2 separate regions of the Homo sapiens genome follow, and region 2 is linked to region 1. Evidence: chromatin contacts called from ENCODE Hi-C data. All regions are on one chromosome and are shown on one strand. The core of a region is the stretch at or near the end of the contact, and the rest is flanking DNA. Distances in the headings are between cores, read along the strand shown.

The links. Hi-C counts contacts between places; a loop is a spot of excess contacts on that map. Pooled maps may share reads with other maps.
Region 2: a pooled map shows a loop between it and region 1 (8-fold over the local background). The contact joins the promoter of WNT6 here to the promoter of IHH in region 1. A Hi-C loop is called at or near these places in 1 of 37 single-sample maps with no recorded cell type and 7 of 50 pooled maps.

The regions. Positions count from the first base shown.
Region 1 is chr2:219,057,676-219,063,543 of GRCh38, reverse strand. IHH (Indian hedgehog signaling molecule) reads left to right here and starts at 2,623. Exons shown (of 3, transcript NM_002181.4): 1 at 2,623-3,391; 2 at 5,850-5,868. The coding sequence starts at 3,077. LOC124906120 (a long non-coding RNA gene) reads right to left here and starts at 1,851. Exons shown (of 3, transcript XR_007088092.1): 1 at 1-1,851. MIR3131 (microRNA 3131) reads left to right here and starts at 4,794; the gene lies at 4,794-4,856.
Region 2 is chr2:218,857,242-218,863,109 of GRCh38, reverse strand. It overlaps WNT6 (Wnt family member 6), which reads right to left and starts at 3,305. Exons shown (of 4, transcript NM_006522.4): 1 at 2,993-3,305. The coding sequence starts at 3,072.

The DNA.
Region 1 (5,868 bases), core at 1,374-3,873:
GGAGCACCATTATGTCCTGAGAAAAGAGTATAGCTTTGGAGTGCAAAAGCTCTGGGTTCAAATTTTAGCTCTGGGACCCCAGGCAAGTTACTTGGCATCTAGATCTTGGAGTTATAAATTTGTAAAATGAGAATAATGTCATGCACAGAGGATTATTGTGGAGATTTTACTAATTGTGTAAAGCACCTGGCAGAGAGAAAAGACTTGATACACGCTGGTCTCCCTCTGCTTCTCCAGCACACACCCTAATCACTGTTCCTAAATTAGCCTGGCAGAGGAGGGTCTGGTCTTGGTGAAGCCCAGTCTCAACCAACGAGGTGGCTCTGCTGCAGAGGCACACCTGATGGCAAGCTATGGGAGTACTTATAGCATAAAAACTTATTTGACATGGATCAGATCTTTACCAGATTTGTATTTAATAGGTTAGAATTACAGTCTGAGAGAGGAGAAATGAGAGGAAGAATGGAAAAGCTAATAAATGGTTATAAATTAGAACCTCTGAGAGAACTTAAAGAAATTGTCTTTTACTTGGAGAAAAGAAGATTGAAAGCAATTTAACAACTCTTCAAGACAATGCATGAAGGATAATCAGCAGGATAATGGCCCTAATCCCTAAGGCCAGAAAAAGAGGAACGAGTTGAATTTGCATTAGAGAGGGAGGGAGATAGATTAAATTTAAGGCGAAATTTCTCTAGAAGAATATTATTAAACAGTGGGATAGGTGACCGCAGAAGCCTATGGAATTTTCTTTCATGGAACTCCATAAAAACAGAGAGCCCCTGTTTGGTTTGTGAGAGGTACTGACCCTGTTCCAGAAATCTGAGGTAGAGGGGCAGGAGGGAAAGGGGATGGAGAATATCGCAGAGATAGTTCTTGAGCCCTGGAAAATACAAGTTAAAGCACTTGGAAGGCTTTCAGGGAAAAGAAGCAACATTCATCTTTGACTAGGAAACAGAATCTGAATGCTAATGCAAGAGAGAACATGCGGGGTGGGGAGAAGGTGCGGGCAAAGGGGAGGAAAGGAGGCGATCCATTTTGTTTCCACATTGCAGGCACCACTCCACTCCTAGTGGAGCAATCCTAAATTTCTTTCTGTGGGCCTCAGTTTCCTTTTCTGTAATATCAAGCGCTTAGATTAAGCACTCTCTTGAGTCTCATCCAATCCTGAATTTGTGTTTATAAAACCGATCCAGAGAGTGTGAGTAAATCTGTGAACAGCTACTTCAGCCCCGAACCCAGTGGTGTTGAGTGGACTGGTCCTGCACAGAGGGACAATGCACCTGCATGGGCAAAAACTGGGGCTGGGCCAGAGTCATGGGCTTCAATCCCTGCTTTTCAGCCACTAGCAAGTTGTTCATCTTCTCTGAACTTCAATATCTTCATTCGTAAAATGTGGACAGTAATAGCTCCTTTGGCCGTTTCGAGTTTAAATTAGATAATGCAAGTAGAAGACATAGTACAATAATATCTAATAACTACCATGTTCAGGAATATAAGTACCAATAAAATGGTACCTATTGTATTAATAGCATTTGAGTGAGAATTTTTAAGTCTTTTTATTTCTCATCTTTTCATTTCTACCTTTATTGGATTTGTAGAATCTATTACAGTCAAATCATATAGTTTGGTGTTGTGGTGGTGATGTTTTTTGTTTGCTTTTTAACACACTTGCCTTTACTTGTTTTGGCAGAAGGGATCCTAATTCATTCAGCTTTCTCGAATGTCATATAAAAACACATAACACATGTTCACGTTCCTAGTTGTTTCTACATATTCTCTGCTCTTTTAGATGTGTAATATAGAACCAAGTAATTATTTAGCAGTTCCGGTGGCTTTGCATCATTTTGGCATTCATACCAAGCCCCCGTTACTGAGATCTTTGCTGCCCCTCTTTAACATGGTCAGTCGGGGTTCCTCGGTATTCTGTTGACGTCACCATTTTAGCTACCCTTCTCTGCATATTGACCTATCCCTTTGCAACTTCATATTGTCACTTTCAACAGTGTTTCCAACTTAAAACCCCCTATTTGACTCTTCAAAAGGCTAGACTCCCCATCCCCAGTTTGACACCGACAGGCAGGCTGTGGGATGTGCACCAGGTTGATACAGAACCCAGCTCCACCAAGCTGAAAGGGCGCGTCGCCCGGGCCAGGGTGGGGCACCAGGTTATGAGTGGCCTCCTGCCTTTTGGGTTTGCTTCCCCGCAGGGGACACCGTAGGCGGCTGTGCGGTCCGGCCACTGCCCCCCGCCCCTCGCGTCCGGCCGCGCCGTGGGTTGCGGTCTCCGTGGGGGTGGCAGCTCCTGTCCGGGAGGTTTGCGCCTGGCGGGGCACCCCAGAGCCGCGAAGAGCCGGTAGGCGAGGCCAGGGCGGGGTGGGGCGCGTCCAGGCGGGGAGGGCAAACTCGGGCAGCGCAGGGGGCGCAGAGGGCAGCGGGCGGGCGGACGCGCGGCGGAGGCGCGAGCGGGACGAGGGCTGGCTAGTGCCGGGGCCGCCCGCCCGAGGGGGAGGAGGCTGTGCTGCCCTTGCTGCAGGTTCGCTGTCGAGCGCACAGGAGGCAGGGACATGGGTAGGGTGCGGTCTGCGCGGGGCCCGAGCCCGGATCTCTTCCATTTCCCCTCTCACTCGGCCCCGGGCTGCGCCGCAGACGGCAGCAGCTCCCGCTCCGCCCGAGCCGCCTGACCGCCGGGCCGGGGTGCTAACCGCGGGGCCCTGCAGCCCGCCGGCCCGGCCAGCCCAGCCCAGCCCGGCGGCCCGCAGCCCCGCCGCCCGCCGCCCCCCGCCGCCGCCGCGTTGCCAAAACAAACGGGCCGGCCTATTTATTGGCGGCCGGCGAGCCCGGCAGCTCAGAGTCGAGGCGCCGAGGGGGACAGCGCGCCGCCACCAGCTCGGGCCCTGGGCCCCCGCCCCGCACTTGAGTCCCGCCGGCCCTGGCCGCACCACGCCGCCCATGGCGCCCCCGCCTGGAGCCCCCCGGAGCCACCCGGACGCCTGAGCCCCCGCAGCGCTCCCGTCGACGCGCCTGCCCATCAGCCCACCAGGAGACCTCGCCCGCCGCTCCCCCGGGCTCCCCGGCCATGTCTCCCGCCCGGCTCCGGCCCCGACTGCACTTCTGCCTGGTCCTGTTGCTGCTGCTGGTGGTGCCGGCGGCATGGGGCTGCGGGCCGGGTCGGGTGGTGGGCAGCCGCCGGCGACCGCCACGCAAACTCGTGCCGCTCGCCTACAAGCAGTTCAGCCCCAATGTGCCCGAGAAGACCCTGGGCGCCAGCGGACGCTATGAAGGCAAGATCGCTCGCAGCTCCGAGCGCTTCAAGGAGCTCACCCCCAATTACAATCCAGACATCATCTTCAAGGACGAGGAGAACACAGGCGCCGACCGCCTCATGACCCAGGTGAGCGCGATCCGCCCTACCAGCGCGCCGCCACCGAAGCACGGCCACCTGCCCGGCCCTACCCACCCCCTGGCACATTTTCTCGACTGGCTGGCACGCTCCCTGGCACCTGCCCCTCTCGCCAAGCCCCGCTGCCTCCTGCCCAAGATGGGCTGGCCAGGGGTCCAGGCAGGAGTGTCGGCATCCCCAAGCCCGGAGGAGACTGCTAGAAGAGCTCCCCGCTGCCAAGCCCCACAGCCCAGCAGGTTGGCGGCGGCTCCTCTGCCCCAAAGTACTGGCAGCTCAGCCAGACGCTGCACCCGGAGGTACCTCTACCCGGCTGCCTCCTGCGCCTCCAGGACCCACGCAGTCCCTCCCGGCCTAACCTTCTGCACAGCTGTGCCCCTTTCATTTTGAAACTTTTCGGCACCCCTGAGGCAAAGAATCTCTGGGTGCGTAGGGTCACCACGGCCTTTCCTCCCTGTGCGCTCTTGGTTCTACGGGCTGCCCCTTCCAGGAGCAGCGTCCCGGCTGGGTCTGGGGTTAAGAACAGCGAGGAAGAGTTGAATCGGGAGGCGGAGGTGGGAAAAGGAACCTGCCCAGCGAGCCCACGTGTCTGTCCGGAGAGCTGAGGGGTGCTACTGCGGTGGAAGGGTGGGTTATTGGGGCCTTCGGGCTCTGGGACTGAGCTTAGGGGATTCCTGGGCTTGGTGGTGGGGACGGGAAGGAGTGGAAAAGAGGGGCTGAGATGCCGAGGGAGGCAGGGACCAGGGCTGACGCTAGTCTCTGCATGCTGGAGTAGGACCCGCGCTCCACCCAAGCTTAGAGGCGCAAATTCCTTCCCAGCAGCCAGGTCCGCGAGGGGAGAGACCTTCACCCCCTTCCTTCGGGGTCTCCCGAGGCTTCCCCCTGAAAGCAGGCCCCTGGCTTTCTAGATCCGTTGGGAAGAGCAGCTAGACTCAGGGCCCTCAGCATGCACCCTGGCGCCGGGGCTGGCCGGCCAGTGTCGGGGCCGAAGGTTGGCTGGTGGCCGGGCCGGGCCGGGCGCCGAGGAATGCAGATAAGGATCCGGGCCACGGGCTGGGCAATCATTGACAGCGCACGCCCGGGCTCTGGACCCGAGAGGGGGCGGTGGCAGTGAGGGAGAGAGGCGGGGAACCAGGGCTGCAGGCGGGCATAGGTGCGGGGCTAGAAGCCTGACGGCAGGGTCTACGAAGGAGCAAGCGGAGCTCCCTCCCTGGGCAGTAAGCACCCCCAGCCAGGCTGTGCACCAGCGAGGACCTGCGAGGCCCTGGGTTGTAGCTGCTATTGGCTCCTAGGAAGGCTGAGTCCAAGGGTCTGTGAGGCCCGGGCTCTGCAGGGTGGGGGTAGGTTGAGACTTGGGCTGCCCACACTTGTTGGCGCCTCGAATCTCAGAGTCTCAGAGTCGAGGACTGGTGGAAGGGCCTTTCCCCTCAGACCAAGGCCCTGGCCCCAGCTTCTTCTCAGAGTCAGCTGCACAGTCTCTTGGGCTCTCAGGACCCAGGCACACCAGGAGGCAGCAACCAAGGATGACCGCTTCGGTCCTTCCCCCAGGGCGCGGCTCTACCCCAACTCCACGTGAGGAGGATGGTGGAGCTGGCTCCCTGAGATCAGAAGCTTGGTTTATGGAGTTCCTTCCTACGGTATAGGGGCGGGGCACCGGTGCAGAGGTCCTGGAGGTCTGGGATTGTCAGCCCCTTTTGCGCCTTGCAGAGGAAGACGTTGCATGTGGCCCCCCATTGGGCGGCCCTGGCGCTAATCCGCCGGTTTCTGGTTCCCTGGCCCTGTCATCTCTGGCGGGGTTGTGGGCCGGTTTAAGATTATAAGAGGGTCCCGGCGGGAATCCTCGGTGGTGCTCGAGGGATCCAGGCAGGCCGGCGATTCCCCTCCAACACACCCCCTGAAGCTACCGAGACGCTCTGCACCTGCCGCGCCTCCAGAGCCTGTCGTCCCCAGGCCTCAGCCCTGAGGCTGCGGTGACACCTACTGGGCACCTCGGGCCTTGCACGCCTCGCAGGCCGGCCGCAGGCAGTCGGCTCTGCTGCCACTCCTCCCTCCCGGCCGCTGGCTGGCCCTCCTGCCTTGGAGGCACAGAGGGACCGGGCGCTGAAAGGTGTAGTCCTGTCTGTGGAGGGATGGATACCCGGAGCTGAAGACAGCACAGGAGAGAGGGGACCTCCACCTACCAGTGAAGGCGCCGCCAGGGCGCTTGCCTCCATGCCTCCTCCAGATTTGTGATACCGCCGTGCGGTCCAGATCCCCGGGGGCGGCTGTATGCTAGGGAGGGAGCACTTCAGGGCCCTCTGTTCCTAAGGGAGAGGGACAGCACCCTCCCGGGCTTCCAGCTCCCTTGGGTGTGGCGGGAGAGTTCTGGGCGAGGCTGCGCCTACACCTGCACCTCGGCCGGCTCCTCCGGCTGATTTCGCTCTGGTTGATTTCGCGCACATTCCTCTCCCAGCGCTGCAAGGACCGCCTGA
Region 2 (5,868 bases), core at 2,056-4,555, 200 kb after region 1:
CACTGGTAGGGTGGGGAGAGCTCAGGAGTGTAAGCAGAGTCAAAGATCCAGGGGAAGGGGATCTGGGCTCAGACCAAAGAGATGAAGTGTCAGAAATAGACAAGTGACCAGGCACAATGGCTCATGCCTGTAAGCCCAGCACTTTGGGAGGCCAAGGTGAGCAGATTGCTTGAGGTCAGGAGTTTGAGACCAGCCTGACCAACATGGTGAAACCTCGTCTCTACTAAACATACAAAATTTAGCTGGGCATGGTGGTGGGCAACTCTAATCCCAGTTACTCAGGAGGCTGAGGCAGGAGAATCATTTGAGCCGGGAGGTGGAGGTTGTAGTGAGCCAATATTGCACCACTGCACTCCAGCCTGGGCGACACAACGAGACTCCGTCTCAAAAAAATAAAAAATAAAAAGTAAAATAGGCTGGGCATGGTAATGCCATGGTAATGGCTGGGCCTGTAATCCCAGCACTTTGGGAGGCCGAGGCGGGCAGATCACTTGAGGTCAGGAGTTTGAGACCAGCCTGACCAACACGGTGAAACCTTGTTGAAACCTGGTGAAACCTCTACTAAACATGGTGAAACCTCTACTAAAAATTCAAAAACTAGCCAGGCATGGTGGTGGGTGCCTGTAGTCCCAGCTACTTGGGAAGCTGAAGCAGGAGAATCACTTGAACCGGGGAGACAGAGGTTGCCATGAGCCAAGATCGCACCACTGCACTCCAGCCTGGGCGACAGAACGAGACTCTGCTCTAAATAAATAAATAAATAAAAATAGAAATAAAGAAAGAAAAACAAAATGAATAGACAAAGGAGAGTGAAGGGGCCAAGGCAGGGAGGAGAGGCTCATTCCCTCAGAGGCACATCTGAGCAAGGCAGTCAGACACGTTATCACTGGGACCCCTCACTCCTCACCCGGCACGCCCTGCAGCTGTGGCCATGAAGGCCTCTGTGTTCTCCCACACCTGCCCGTGTCACCTCCTCCCCCACTCCCTTCTTCCCAGCTTCAGGGTCAGTCTCTCAGGGACCAGGCCACTCTCCTTTGGCTTGGCTGCCACCCAGCAGTCCTTCCTGAACAAAGGAAGCCCCACAGATACAGAGCCCAGAAAGGTGAATCAGCCAGTCCAATGACACTCTGCAAGCCCATCTCCAGCACCAACACACTCCTAGGCCTCAGGGCTCCTAAAGACAAGGTATCTGCCTTCCAGGAGCAGGGAAGAGAGACCTAAAGGACTGTTGTCAGCCAAATGCAGTAACCAGCATAGTTGCCCAATGTATGTGATACAGTGGGAGCGCAGAGAAGGCAATGGAAGGAGGACAAGGGGGCAGCTTCAGGGAGGAAATGGTATTTTAACCGTAAGGATAAGAATGATTTAGACAGAGGGGGAGGGAGGGGAAGGAAGACAATGGCCATCAGGGAGGGACCCCATCCCCACACCTTGAAAAAGGGCAAAGTTAGGCGTTTATGGGGAAAAGAGATTCCTTTACAACATTTTCCTTGGAACTCTGGATTTTAAATGTAAATGAATCCCCTTTTTCACTCCTGGGGACCCTGGCCAGGAGAAGCTGGGTTGTGAGGGGGGCGCTGTACATACTGAGTACCTCCTAAGGTCCTATTATTCTACACGTCCTCCCACCTAACCTTCCCAGCAAGCCTGCCAGGTAGGGAGACTGTTATCCTATTTCCAGTTAAGACTGAGAGGTAGGGAAAGGAAGTGACTAGCCCAAGATCACAAACATAATGTTTAGATCTTAGATCTATCTGCTTCAAAGCTGCCACTGCATTATACTAAGCCGGATCAAAGGGCATATGTTCCCTAGATAGGACCTGGGTCGTCCTCGGTTCGCCCTTTCCGTGACACTAGCGTCGGACGGCTCTCCGCATCACGGAGTAGGGATTGCTGCCCGCCACTCCCTGTGTGGGCATCCTACTCCCTATCTCTCCAGAGCACGGGGATCTGCCTCTCTTCCAAATCTGGGGGGCGAGGGAGGAGCGGAGGGTCGGCATCCAGCCAATCACATGGCAATATGCAAATAGACACGACCCTGCCTTCTTAGGATTGGCTAACCCGTCAGCGTTATTGTCCAAGTCTCTCCTCTCTAAACACTGAGCTATTCCGGGCGAGGGTTTGCGGCTCTGGAGACCTAGGGGGAAAAAAGTCCTTTGGATCTGGATCTCTGAGCCGTCCCGGTCGGGCACCCTCCTTCCCCGCCCCGGCCCCACCCCCACCCCCAAGGCTCGAAGCTCCCGCAACCTTCGCTGCCTAGGTGTCCCTTCTAGCTAGGGCCAAGCCTGGGAAGACGCCCCCTTCCCTTGGCTGGCCAGGCCCCTCTCCCTTCCCGCAGGACCCCTCCCGGTCCCGTATCTCCCGGGCTGCACATATTTTTTCATTCATGACCCCCAGGTCTGGAAGGGCCGGGCGCCTGGGTCCGGTTCCTTCCGCTCCTCCTTTTCCTTGCTTGGGGAGGACGAGGTAGAGAAAACCAGGGTCCTGACTCACTTTCCCCTTTATATTCCCTCTGTCGTCACTAAGGCCCACTCCTCAGGAGCCCAGAGAGAAGCCGGTGGGTTGGTAGGCAAAGCAGGGCGGGGAAGGGGCAGCTGTGTGGCCCTCTCTGCCTTGTGGCTTCCCACCTTGTTCCTGTCTTCTCCAAATCCAGCCCCATACCCTGAATCCAGGGCCCTCCTCACACATTCTTTTCCTCGGATATGTGTCTTCCCGAAAGATCTTTCCTACCCACTCGCCTGTTCCTTGGTGAGCTGGGTGAGCGCATAACTTGGCGGGGGGTGGGAGAGAACCCGGGAGGAGGAAACACAATAGAATGTTCCCGAGGGTTAGGAACGTCGAAGTGGAGTTCAGAAACGCCCCCGGCCGAGGCCAGAAAGCTGGGCTCGGAGAGCAGGTAGAGCCGGGAGGCTGCGGAACACCCCAGTCTGTCCTGGGTCCCGGGGTCCCCACCCTCCAGGGTCCAGAGCCGCGCCAGGACAGCCGGACTCACCACCACAGTCCGCCGACGTGCGCCGGGCACAGGAGCAGCAGCAGCAGCAGCCCGAGGCGGGAGGGTAAGGGCGGCAGCATCGTGACCGCCCTACGGCCGCCCGGGTGGGCAGGGGGCGAGGCTGCGGGGCGAACCGCGGCGCGCGAGGGCCCGGGCTTCAGTGCGAGCGCGGCGAGCGCAACGGCGGCGGCCGGGAGGCGAGGGATCCGGCGGCGGCGGGGGGGCCCATCCCGGGCGAGGAGGGCGCGGCGGAGGCGGAGAGCGGACGGGGCAGCCAGCGCCTGTGTCTCCTGCGGAGCTCGCTCGGGAGAAGAAATCAGAGCCGGGGGCGGAGGTGGGAGGGGAGCGGGGCCGAGGCGGGGGCGGGGGGCAGGGGGCCGGAGGGAGGTGGCAGTTGCGACAGTCAGGCAGCGGGACTCTCGGGAGCGAGCCGTGCGCCCCGGGGCGGCTGGCGCGGAGCGCAGCGGAGGGCGGGAGCGGGGTGCCGGGGCGGGGCCCCAGCGCGCTTCGGGCTGTGGGACCCGCCCGCTTCGCCCCCTCGCCTCGCCTCTCTCGGACTTGGAGCCCCCCGCCGCTCGCGGCCGCCTGGAGTCGGGGGCAAGGAAGGGCTGGGAAGAAGAGTAGAGAGGGGTGAGGGGGGAGAAAGAGGAGCTGAGGAATGGGGGACGGGCTGGAAGGGAGACGTTTGACAGGTTTGTTGACTGTAAAGAGAGAAAACTTCCCAGGAATGAGGGAGTTTGGGGCGGGGGGCGGTGCGGAGGGAGATGCTGGCGCGGAGGCAAGAGAGGAAGTTGGCCTGGGGCGCGGGGTGCTTCGGCGAGGGTTGTCAAACTGGACCGCCCGACAGGCGGATGCTGGAGGGGTCATCTCTTTCCGTGTCCCTGTTCGATGCCTCATGCCCCTTCGTCAGCCTCTCCTTGAAGAAGGGAGGAAGCCCTGGGCCTCCGCTCTCGCTCCCCCAGCCATCCCACCTCTCAAGCCCGCGTTCTAGGGCGGGGAGGTGGGGGAAATGAGAGGGCAAGAGTAGCCGCTCCAGGGCGTGCGCGCAAGCGCTGGCACTTGTAAGCGAGCGGGAGAATGGAGGTCGCAGACTTTCAAGAGATCGAGGGGTCAGAATTCGCTTTAGCCCGGCCTCGCGTGTCCAAGAGTCCCTGCCTCGAGTTCCTCCCCCAACCTGGCCCGGGTAGAAGGGGTGGGAGAGCCAGCTGCAGGTGAGATGGCGTTTATCAGATTTTCTAATGCCACAAAAATGTCTTTGATGCCCCTGGCCCCCTCCCCACGAGGGGGAGATCAAAGGCTCCGTGGGGAAGAGGGACAGCTCCATTCATCATGCCATTCGGCTGGCAGTGGGCAGCAGCCCCTGCCCCTCCCGTCCCCGACGTGCCCCGGGGTGCCAAGGGACAGGTGGTGTGGGACATTCTCCCTGCCATACCATCAAGAGCAACCATCAACCTTTAAAGCTGTCCTGGAGTGGGGAGGACAGATCGAGTCCCTATGGCAGAAACGTCAGGCGCCCAGAAGAAAGCTCCTGGTTGTTGGTAGAGAGGGGGACCTGAATGTGGGGACTGAGGTCGCTTCCAAGAGAGTGATGACTGAGGTCACTTCCAAACAACCTTGGTGAGCAGAGAGAGAAGACAAGATCCTGAGTCACCCAGAGAGGGGGGACAAGTAGATCAAGATGAGGCCAAGGGGCCAAGGGATGTGACCCCAGGGGAGGAGGCTGATGGGGGAAGGAATGAGCAGACAGAGGTGAGAGAACTGGAGAAGTGTGGACTTGCCGGCAAGCAAGCTCCATGTCAGGGCCCTGGTGTCCAGGCTGCATCAGCTCAATCCCTTGCACTGGATACAGAGAGTTCTGGTGAAAGGGCTAGGACACACTAAAGAAGGGGAAGGGGGCAGGGGGCAGTGGCAAGAGTCATAGAGAGAGGGTCTGGTCTAAGCACTGCCCTCTCCCATTTTAGCCTTTAACAGTATCCAAAGGCCACGCACAGCCCCTGCACCTAGTAACTTTGCACACAGTTGCTGTTTCTACGGGGCAATGCCAATCTGGACAGTTCCTAAAGGTCAATGCCAACTCTGGACACTACACATTCAAAGACATACCCAGTTTGGGTGCACACTCCAGCCATGTGGTACCAAATAGGCAGCTAGAGGGCTCTGGGGGTCCCTGGAGGCTACAGGTGGCCAGTGGCCAGCCTCCTGGGAGCCACTGTCTGGGTTCCGAACCCCCTGCCCAGCCCTGCTCCCACCCTGCTACTGTTATTGCAGATTATGAAATGCTCTCCCTATCCTGCATTCTTCTCCGAGGCAAGAATTTTAATGTATTTGTCTTTGTCATCAGGGGACCTGGGCTCTGAGACCGCCCTGCCTCTGCCTGAGGAGGGAGCGCCCCAAATCTAGTCCCTGCTGCCTCCAGACCCAGCCTCTCTCCATTACCACCCCTCCCCCATGCCCTAGCCCTGCCCCTCGCCTCCCCTTCCTAAGACACAGTCTCTCTGTGGGGTGGATAAAAATGATGTTATTGAAACAACAGAATTGGGAGCAGTGGCAGGGAGCAGGGATCAGCTCAGGAAACTGGGGCGTTTGCCAAGAAGCCTTCTCCCCCGCAGGCGGCCTTTCTGCCCCCACCCCCCACCTTTCCTGCAAACATACACAGCTGGCCCCACCCCTCCTGCAGCACTCACTCTAGCCAGATCTTGCAGAATCTTTTGCCATCTCTGGACTCCCCAAGCCCTTGTCCCTCCTGCACTCAGTCCCATTCCAGAATCAGTTGGCCCAGTAGTGCCTGCAGAGCATTATAGGGTTGGGGGGTCGGGGGGAGGTGGGCTGGAATCTGTGACAGGCAGGACTCCTGGAGTCCCAATTCCTAGGGCTTC